Linked DNA regions of Homo sapiens: region 2 is linked to region 1. Evidence: chromatin loops called from intact Hi-C (ENCODE). Cell type or tissue: CD4-positive, alpha-beta T cell. All regions are shown on one strand. Links, peaks and the distances in the headings refer to the core of each region. The heading gives the core; the rest is flanking DNA. Region 1 overlaps EIF3K (eukaryotic translation initiation factor 3 subunit K). Region 2 overlaps ACTN4 (actinin alpha 4).

Region 1 (6,460 bases), core at 1,315-5,314:
TCAAACTCTGGCCAAGCAATCCTCCTGCTTTGGCCTCCTAAAGTGTTGGGATTACAGGCGTGAACCACTGCACCCGGCCTGTGGCTCACATTTTCTAAGAGCAAGGACAGGACAGGACAGGCCCCAATCTCAGGCCTTTACTGGCAAGGGCCGGAGAAACCCTCACAGGTTTCAGAAGGGTGCATTATTCTTCCCCTTCTGCAGATGAAGAAACTGAGAATTAGAGAGGCACAATCCCGGCTGGGCGCGGTGGCTCACGCCTGTAATCCCAGTACTTTGGGAGGCCGAGGCAGGCAGATTACAAGGTCAGGAGATCAAGACCATCCTGGCTAACACGGTGAAACCCTGTCTACTAAAAATACAAGAAATTGGCCGAGCATGGTGGCGGGCGCCTGTAGTCCCAGCTACTCTGGAGGCTGAGGCAGGAGAATGGCATAAACCCGGGAGGTGGAGCGTGCAGTGAGCCGAGATCGCGCGACTGCACTCCAGCCTGGGCGACAGAGCGAGACTTCGTCTAAAAAAAAAAGAGGCACAGTCCCTTGACCAAGGTCACAAAGCAAGAGCCACCATCAAGACAGAGGGAAACTTCACCTTCACTCCTCCCAGAGGTGCTCAGCCTCCACCACAGGGCTGGGCTGCCACATCCCATTCATACTCCCTCCTCCTTGCTGACTCAATGCTGCCCTCCCCACCCAAGACCTAAAAGGTCAGGAAGGTAGGGTGGGGCAAGGGAGGAAGTCGAAGCAGGGGAAAAAGGAGGCGGAAACCCCGCCATGGGGTGTGGTGTGGTGGGGGCTGGGGGTACGGTGCGGGGGCCAACCCAGAGCAGAGGCCTGCTCCTGAGCTCCCTCTGGTGGGCAAGGGGCAGAGGCAGGAAGCCAGGGAGGAGACAGTAGGGCTGAGTCAACACATCTTTATTAAACACCTGAAGTTACTGGGAGGAGGCCATGATGCTGGACACACCTGTGGGGAAGGAGAGACCAGACTGAAGGTGAGAAGGGCGGGAGACAAACCTCCAGCCACCTGCTACAGCACCCACAATTCTTTAGGGGGAGATCATAAACTCCTTCCAGGCCCCAGTTACCATCACAAAGGCAGTTTGGTGCAGTATTTTAAAAAGATGGACTCTGGAGCAAGGAGGGCTAGGTTCAAATCCCAGCTCTGCCAATTAACAGCTGGGTCACTTGGACAAGTTACTGAACATCTCTGAGCATCACCTACCTTCCTATCTTTAAGAAGCACCTACCTTATAGGATTGTAGGACCAAACGAGGTGCTTAGAACAAAGTGCCAAGGAAGTGTTGTTTGTAATTACCTACATGATAATATTTACTAGGTACTATTTGCAGGATACTCTTAAGTTTTTTTTTGAGACACAGTCTCATTCTGTTGCCCAGGCTGTAGTGCAGTGGAGCGATCTTGGCTCACTGCAACCTCCACCTTCCGGGTTCAAGTGATTCTCCTGCCTCAGCCTCCTGAGTATTTTGAACCTATCCTGTTTGACCCAGGACACAGAGCAATGGAGCCAGAACTGAGACAGAGGGAACCCTCCCGTCTACTCCCCCGGCAGGGCTGGGCTCCTACTTCCCTGAGATTCACACCTTCCTCCTCCTTTTCCTTGTTGACTCAGCACTGCCCTCTCCACCTGTGACCTAAAAGGTCAGGAAGGTGGGGTGGGGCAACAGAAGCCAAAGGGGAGAAGAAAGGAGGCCCTTTCCTCACTACAGAATCTTTTGCTGGAGTTCTCACTGAGAACCCCGACACAGCAGTCACGCGGCGTTTAGAGGTGAGATACCACGGGCTGCAAGTGCGCAGATGGCTGCCTGCTCAATGCTGTTCCCCAGTTAAGTACAAAATTAGCTGGTTTGTGTTAAGAAACCACGTTGTACCAAACACATCTTTAAAACACCTGAATCACACTCAAGCGGGTGGGGGAGACCCGGGATGAAGGCAGCAGCCCGCCTGTGCCTTTCTCCCTGGCTCCAGGACATCTGCTCAGTGCCATGATGAGCGGCAGTGAAGCAGCACCCGCTGCCGGAGTAGCCACTGCAATCTTTTTAGTTGAGCAAGCAGTTGAGCCTGTGTTAGTTACATGTGTGTAGACGATGGTCATAATGAACATTTAATGAACTGTGTGGTCACTTAGCTCTTTGCTAAGTGTTATACATGCATTCACACTTATGATGCCATGAGGTAGGTATGATACTATTTATATCATTTAGCAACTGAGGATCAAATGATGTAAGTGTAAGGACCTACACAGTGTTTATCATAGTTACTGTTGCAGTCGTCCCCATTTTTTAGATGAGAAAACTGAGGCACAAAAATGTGGAATCACCCAAACTAGAGAATCAAGATTCCTACTGTTCACCGGATTCCAAGTCTGCACATGAGGCTTGGGCACCCCAAGAATAAAAGATGGCCAACGAGACAGGCCTCAGGGACAAATAAGGGTGCAGAGACCCCCTGTGAGGCCCCGCTGGGCCCCAGGAAGTCTTGCTGAGTGCTATGGGGCAGGACACAGGGCCTAGAAGTTCCAGGGAAGATCACCCAGCTCCCCGCTATTCCTCCTGGGCGGGAGCCCCAAGACACAAGGTGAATGGAATCTGGCAGGTGCAGACTTCCCAGCCCAGAACACGAGCAGATCTACCCAGGTCCTCTGGGCCCCTGCCTCGGCCTCCCTTGAGGGGCACCCCCTTAGCCCCAAAGCCCGAGGCCGTGGGTCACCACTCACTGTCAAAGTCAATCTTCTCCACAATGTTCTTGGGTTTAATGCTCTCTTCTTGGCTACAGATGAAGATCTGCCCCGACTCGTCGGCACTCCAGCCGTATTTGCTCATCCACACCTTTAGCTGGCTGTCTGCAGGTGACAGGGGCAGCAAGGGGCTTCAGTCAGCCTGATCCCACAGTTCCAGGGGACTGAGAGGCAACAGAGTCATGGCTCAGGAAGCCAGGGCAGCCCCCCTTGCCCACTGACATCTCCTGGACAGCAGCAGCTGGCCTGGTCTCCTTGCTTCCGCCCCTGCCCTTCCACGGGTCATTCTCTGAATGGCCGCCAGAGGGAGCCTGTGAGCTCTTTCAGCCTCATCGTGGGGCTTCTGCCTTAATTTCTATTCCTCTGTTTTCTCTCCCTGGGCAAATTTTGGTTCCTAACAAGAGCAGCGTATTTATCTACCTTTTCCCACAACCTATATGAAACGGTTGCAAAATTATAACATGACCATTACCAGAAACAATACACTTTTTTTTTTTTGAGACGGAGTTTTTGCTCTTGTTGCTCAGGCTGGAGTGCAATGGCGCAATCTCGGCTCACTGCAACCTCCACCTCCCAGGTTCAAGCAATTCTCCTGCCTCAGCCTCCCGAGTAGCTGGGATTATAGGCATGCGCCACCACGCCTGGCTAATTTTGTATTTTTAGTAGAGATGGGGTTTCTCCATGTTGGTCAGGCTGGTCTCGAACTCCCGACCTCAGGTGATCCGCCCACCTTGGCCTCCCAAAGTGCTGGGATTACAGGTGTGAGCCACCGTGCCAAGTCCTGGCCAACGTGGTGAAACCCCATCTCTGCTAAAAAAAAAAAAAAAAAAAAAATTAGCTGGGCGAGGTGGCAGAGGCCTATAGTCTCAGCTATTTGGAAGGCTGAGGCAGGAGAATTGTTTGAAACCAGGAGGAGGTTGCAGTGAGCCGAGATTATGCCACTGCATTCCAGCCTGGGTGACAGAGCCAGACTCCACCTCAAAAAAAAAAAAAAAAAAAAAAAAAAAGTTAGCTTTTACTTGGCTGGATGCAGCGGCTCACGCCTGTAATCCCAGTACTTTGGGAGGCCAAGGTGGGCAGATCACTTGAGGTCAGGAGTTCAAGACCAGCCTGGCCAACATGGTCAAACTCCTTCTCTACTAAAAGTGCCCAGAGTGGAATGCAGTGGTGTGATCTTGGCTCACTGCAACCTCTGCTCCTGGGCTCAAGCGGTTCTCCTGCCTCAGCCTCCCGAATAGCTGGGATTACAGGCACATGCCAACACGTCCAGCTAATTTTTGTATTTTTAGTAGAGACGGGGTTTCCCCATGTTGGCCAGGCTGGTCTCGAACTCCTGACCTCACGTGATCTGCCTCCCTCACTGGTATGAGCCATCACACGTGGCCTTCCTTAGTTTCTTTTTTTTTTTAGATGGAGTTTCGATCTTATCACTAGTGCAATGGTGCGATCTCAGCTCACTGCAACCTCCGCCTCCTGCGTTGAAGCAATTCTCCTGCCTCAGCCTCCCAAGTAGCTGGGATTACAGGTGCACGCCACCACACCCAGCAATTTTTTGTATTTTTAGTAGAGAGGGGGTTTTACCATGTTGGGCAGGCTGGTCTCGAACTCCTGACCACAGATGATCCGCCCACCTCGGCCTCCCAAAGTGCTGGATTACAGGCGGGAGCCACCGCACCCGGCCTTCCTTAGTTTCTTGACTTCCTTTTCTACGTTTCTTTTTACAAAAGTAAGCAAATAAGTTATTTTTTCTTTTTTTGTTCTTGGGGGGATCTTTAAAAAATATCCATCTGATCAGAGCCCTACCCTGCTCAGAGCCCTCCGGTGGCTCCTTCTCAGTCAGGGGAAAGGACAAGGTCCTCCCGAGGCCCCACATGACCTGGAAATGCCCCTCCAACCCCCAGCTCTCTACTTTCGCCCATGCTTACTCTGCTCTGGCCACATACACCCTGGCTACCCATGAACGTTACAAGTCAGGGCCCTGCTCTACTATCCTCCTCTGCACTACCTCAGGCCACGGGCCTCTCTCTACGGAGGTAAGGGCTCAGATGCCGCTGGTCTGTGAGCTGTCTTGCTTTCCTTCATGACAGGAATCACCACTGGACACCTCCATGTCGCCATGTGCTTTGCTACCTCCATGAGAATGAATTGGAGCCATCCCACTTTGTTTACTGCTGCACGCCCAGTTTAGCACACTGACACACGGTAGGCACTCAATTAATGCAAAATAAATGAGCAAATGGCATAGGATCTCCCTCAAGGCAGAGACTGTCTTATACCAAGTTCTTATTTCCTCCTTGGGCTGGGCCTTCCATGCTGACCTGATGAGACCCAGACAGGCCTGTTGGAGGAGCTGACTGAGGTCCACTGCCCTAGCCACCCCCAACCTCCCAGATGTGCACCAGGACCCAGAGGGCGTTACCCGACAGATCCCCGAGCATCTCGGCCAGCAGCCAGCGGTCAATGTGCTGGTAAGTGATACCCACAACATGGCAGATAACTGTGGAGGTCAGAGACAAAACCGGTGAGCAGCTGTCCCCCCGGACCTGGCTGCCACTCCCTACCCCTTCCCCTTGGGGAGCCCAGCCTCAGAGAGGGACTTACACTTTCGGACAGAGTCTTCAAAGCCAGTTATACCTTCCAAGAGGTCCATGTTTTCATCCAGGGCTTGCTGTGATGGGAATTGATGTTCACAATGTTTATTCTTTTAAATTATTTGCTTTTATTTTTATTTATTTATAGAGATGGGGTCTCACTACGTTGCCCAGGCTGGTCTTGAATTTCTGGGCTCAAGTGATCTTCCTGCCTCAGCCCCCCAAAGTGCTAAGATTTTGTTGCTGCTGTTGTTACATAGACGAGGTCTCACTATATTGCCCAGGCTGATCTCAAACTCCTGGGCTCAAGTGATCTGCCCACGCTGGCCTCTCAAAGCGTTGGGATTACAGGGGTGAGCCACCACTCCCAGCCTACACTGGTAATCTTACCTATCAACAACGTTCTTATCAGTAATGTGTGGGGAAAAGAAAGATCAGATTGTTACTGTGTCTGTGTAGAAAGAAGTAGACACAGGAGACTCCATTTTATTCTGTACTAAGAAAAATTCTTCTGCCTTGAGATGCTGTTAATCTGTAACCTTACCCCGTGCTCCCTGAGACATGTGCTGGGTCAACTCAGGGTTAAATGGATTAAGGGCGGTGCAGGATGTGCTTTGTTAAACAGATGCTTGAAGGCAGCATGCTCCTTGAGAGTCATCACCACTCCCTAATCTCAAGTACCCAGGGACACAAACACTGCGGAAGACCGCAGGGACCTCTGCCTAGGAAAGCCAGGTATTGTCCAAGGTTTCTCCCCATGTGATAGTCTGAAATATGGCCTCGTGGGAAGGGAAAGACCTGACAGTCCCCCAGCCCGACACCCGTAAAGGGTCTGTGCTGAGGAGGATTAGTAAAAGAGGAAGGAACGCCTCTTTGCAGTTGAGACAAGAGGAAGGCATCTGTCTCCTGCCCGTCCCTGGGCAATGGAATGTCTCGTGTAAAACCCGATTGTATGTTCCATCTACTGAGATAGGGGGAAACCGCCTTAGGGCTGGAGGTGGGACACGCGGGCAGCAATATTGCTCTTCAAGGCATTGAGATGTTTATGTGTATGCACATCAAAAGCAAAGCACTTAATTCTTTACCTTGTTTATGATGCAGAGACCTTTGTTCAC
Region 2 (4,000 bases), core at 1-4,000, 52 kb before region 1:
ACCTCAGGTGATCCACTCGCCTCGGCCTCCCAAAGTGCTAGGATTACAGGCATGAGCCACCATACCCGGCCTAATTTTTTATTTTAATTCTCTGTAGAGGCAGGGTCTCACTATGATGCCCAGGCTGGTCTCCAATTCGTGGCCCCAAGCCATCCTCCCACTTCTACCTCCAAAAATGTTGGAATTATGGACATGAGCCACCAGGCCCAACCACGTTATGGTTTTGATTTGCCCTAATTAGTAATGACATTGAACACCTTTTCATGTGCTTATTGACCATTTGTAGTGGTTATGGTTTTGATTTGCCCTAATTAGTAATGACATCGAACACCTTTTCATGTGCTTATTGACCATTTGTAGATCTTCTTTGGAGAAGTGTCTATTTGAATCCTTTGCCCATTTTTAACTGGTGTGTCTTTTTACTGTTGAATTTAAGAGTCCTTTATACATTTTGGACAGTAGACCCTTATCAGATATACAATTTGTAAATATTCTGCGGGTTGTCCTTTTACTTTAATAGTGTCCTTTGAAGCAAAAAGTTTCCAGTTTTGAAACAGTCTGATTTATCTATTTTTCTTCGGTTGTGTTTCTGCTGTCATATCTAATAACCATTGCCTAACCCAAGGTCATGAGATTTACACTTGTGTTTTCTTCTAAGAGTTTTACAGTTTTAGCTCTTACATTTAGGTATCTGATCCGTTTGGAGTTAATTTTTGTATATGGTGTGAGGTAAAGGTTCAACTTCATTCTTTGCAGATGGGTATCTATTAATAGTTGTTCCTGCACTATTTGTTGAAAACACTATTCTTTCCCCCATTGAATGGTCCTGCACCCTTGTTGAAAATCAATTGACAATAGATGTATGGGACCTGGGAGCTTTTTAAAAATACCTGAATTTCACCACAGGCAAAATGAGACAGATTCCCTCAAGGTGGGCCCTGGGCAATGACATTTGACAAAGTCCACCTAGTGAGTCTAACATGAAGTGAGGGCTGAGAGCGAACAATCTAATCCAACCCCCTTGTTCCATAAATGAAAGATCTGAGGTCTCAGTAGAACCAGAGGGGCTGGGTGCAGGGGCTCACGCCTGTAATCCCAGCACTTTGGGGGGGCTGAGGCAGGTGGATCATTTGAGGTCAGGAGTTCAAGACCAGCCGTCTTGAACTATTAGTAGAGACCAGCCGTCTCTACTAATAATACAGAAAAATTAGCCAGACGTGGTGGCACACGCCTGTAATCCCAGATACTCAGGAGGCTGAGGCAAGAGAATCGCTTGAGCCCAGGAGGCGGAGGCTGCAGTGAGCCGAGATTGTGCCACTGTACTCCAGCCTGGGCAACAGAGTGAGACTCTGTCTCAAAAAAAAAAAAAAAAGAGACTCTGCCACCAGATTTGTTAGACTGGAATGGATGCTTGGAGCTAAAAGAAACCCCAGGGTAAAGGGGGATAGGCGGCCCGGGGTAGGAGCTGCTCCCATCTGAGCCTGCCTCTGTTCTCAAACAGACTTCCGGAGCCATCCCACACATGGGAAACCAACCAACCAACCAACCAACCAACCCAAACCACTCAGATTATACGTCAAAGAACTGGGTTCTCCCCAAGGGGAAGAGCCTGCACTCCCCACACAGAGTCCAGGAAGAGATAGGTCTCAACCCAAGGCAGGTGGGGCCCACAGAGCGGGAGGCAGTGCTCAGCCCTCCAGGCAGAGCTTCTCACCAGGAGGAGGAGATGGTGAGGCCTACCTTGAAATAACTACCTTTAACAGAGGAAACTTACACTCCCAAAAGGCAGTTTTAAAATTAGGGCAGCAGCAGAGGCTGGGGCCTCCTCTGGCCCCATCTAGCATTTTGCTATGAAATGATCAGGCACACGGGGCCCTTCACCTGGAGAACAGGGAGGGTGAGCTACAAACACCCCATTTACTTTCAATGCTTACAGCTAAGCTCAGGTTTCAGGGTGGGGGTGGGGGACTACAGATCATCTGGTTTAAACTTTGATCTTTCAAAAAGATAGCCAAGTAAGCCAATTCTGGCCTTGAGACAGTGTGGCCTGGAATCTTAGCGAGTGCCTAAGGGGCCCAGTCTTTAGAATTAACGTTTTAGTCTGGACAAATCCGCCCAGGGATTTGTTCATCCAGACAAGAGGCCTTTGGCATTTGGGGAGAAAAGGTCAGACAGGGCACTGATGGGATTGTTATTTAGGCAAGTGCTACACACCCGTCCTGAGCTAGTGGGACCCCGGGAATTCCCCAGTAGATCTTGCCAGGTGCAGGAACTGCCACAGGAAAGGGGTGTCTGGAAGCAGGGCAAACACTCCTGTTTCTCCCTCTGTTCAATCTCTCCAGCAGATGGCTTGTTTTTTTGCTAGTATTCAAATGATCCGTAAACTGGGCCCTGCTGGTGGAAGGGTGAATATGCGAGGCCCTGGAGTAATCTTTAATCGTGGTAAGGGTTTTGTCTTTGACAACTGAAACTCCTGCTTGGTGATCCTTTTCCTTTTTCCTGTTTTGAGAGGCTCTGATTCAACAGTCCACCCGGCCAAGTCAGGGCCATCCTATTCCAGTGAAAGCAGAGAGGGGTGTCTCAGGGTGGGCATCCCAGCTAGGGTGGAGCTGGCTTGGTCTGGAAATCTGTGATCTTGACCATGTACAGCCCCCACAGACTTGGGCTTGTTTCATGCATACTCGGTCCCTGCGGGCTTCCTACTCTCTGAACCCAGGGTACGAAGATCCCTTTCAGAAGCAGAGTGAGTTTGGAGCACTGAGAGGATTAGGGGCCTTTATCCGCATAATTGAGTCCCCTCGATCCAGAGGTTGGGTGCTCACCAGCCTGCCTGCCCTTTGCTGAGGCCACAGGGCTCCTCTCCAGGCCTGCACCTCACAGAGGCTCCGTGAGCACTGGATGAGGGGGTGAATGAATCCCTGAGTCCATCTGGGAGGTGACTCCAACCAGAAATTTCAGGCTTGGAGTTTGAAGTTTGCCAGCAGGCAACTAATTCGTGGTGTTAAGAGTTACCTAAACTTGCCCTTAGCCTCCTGTGAGTGGGTGTTGGCTCCCAAGCACTAGGATGGTGTAGGGTACACAATTTGGGTGGGTTGGCCAAGCACGGTGGCTCACACCTGTAATCCTAGCACTTTGGGAGGCCAAGGTGGGTGGATCACGAGGTCAGGAGTTCGAGACCATCCCGGTCAACATGGTGAAACCCTATCTCTACTAAAAATACAAAAATTAGCTGGGCTTGGTGGCATGTGCCTGTAATCACAGCTACTTGGGAGTCTGAGGCAGGAGAATCGCTTGAACCCAGGAGGCAGAGGTTGCAGTGAGCTGAGATCACGCCACTGCCTTCCACCCTGGCTAAAGAGCGAGATTCCGTCTCAAACAAACAAACAAACAAACAAAAAGCCATTTGGGTGGGTTAAGAAATCACTCTGGATTTGGGGGTCTCTTTTTTTTTCCCTTGACAATATTCAGTCCATCTCAGATTCCTTGGATGCATGAGACAGACAACATTAGCAGTGTCTTGGGAGGATTTAAAAAAAGAAAAACCTGACCATGACCACAGAGAGAGAAAGAAGAGAAAAGAAAAGAAGAGATCAAAATAGGATTCTATAGCCAAAGAGTAATTATAGGATCGGGAGGAACCAGTAGAGACTGAAACCTCTGACTCATAATTGCTCCATTAAAAATGGTGAAACATCTGCCCTGGCCGAGGAACAGGGCTACACTCTCACCCTGGCTCGCCCCACCTACAAGCCTTCCTGGGGCTGGCATGAAGGGGTGGCTGTCTCCAGGAGCGGTGTGGGTATGACGTCAAAGGACAAAGGGGCCCCTGCTGCTCTCAGGGGCAGATCTGACTCCTGGCCCCAAAACAAGGGAGGAGTGGTTTGTCCTGCAGGGGGTGGGGGACCAGGGTGGGGCAGCACTGGGAAGGTGTGGGTTCAGTTTTCTAGGAAAGGCCTAGGTGGTCCTGAGTGCTCTCACTACACCATGGGAAGAGGACCGA

Evidence for each region. Hi-C counts contacts between places; a loop is a spot of excess contacts. Peaks named below come from ENCODE experiments on the same cell type or tissue, not always from the same donor. Only the 100,000 strongest peaks of a DNase experiment are listed, where the experiment ranks them.
Region 2: a loop joins it to region 1, with 2.5 times the contacts of the local background. A loop is called at or near these places in 22 of 110 quality-filtered maps.

What each region holds. Positions count from the first base shown.
Region 1 is chr19:38,631,392-38,637,851 of GRCh38, reverse strand. EIF3K (eukaryotic translation initiation factor 3 subunit K) reads right to left here. Exons shown (of 8, transcript NM_013234.4): 5 at 5,356-5,422; 6 at 5,174-5,251; 7 at 2,734-2,859; 8 at 898-963. The coding sequence ends at 932. Among named protein-coding and RNA genes, the nearest start is that of ACTN4, 13 kb to the left of the region's middle. RefSeq lists enhancers at 495-634, 3,099-3,148, 2,252-3,210, 4,639-5,838, 5,094-5,885 and 2 more. In CD4-positive, alpha-beta T cell, for the core only: CTCF peaks have their summits at 2,852 and 3,059 (motif pointing right); a DNase peak (open chromatin) is centred at 3,061; H3K27ac peaks cover 888 bases.
Region 2 is chr19:38,684,338-38,688,337 of GRCh38, reverse strand. The region is part of intron 1 of ACTN4 (actinin alpha 4); the gene reads right to left. Among named protein-coding and RNA genes, the nearest start is that of ACTN4, 39 kb to the right of the region's middle. RefSeq lists enhancers at 2,303-2,362, 3,533-3,672. In CD4-positive, alpha-beta T cell, for the core only: no CTCF peak of the experiment used is centred there; DNase peaks (open chromatin) are centred at 1,617, 2,337 and 3,767; H3K27ac peaks cover 2,411 bases.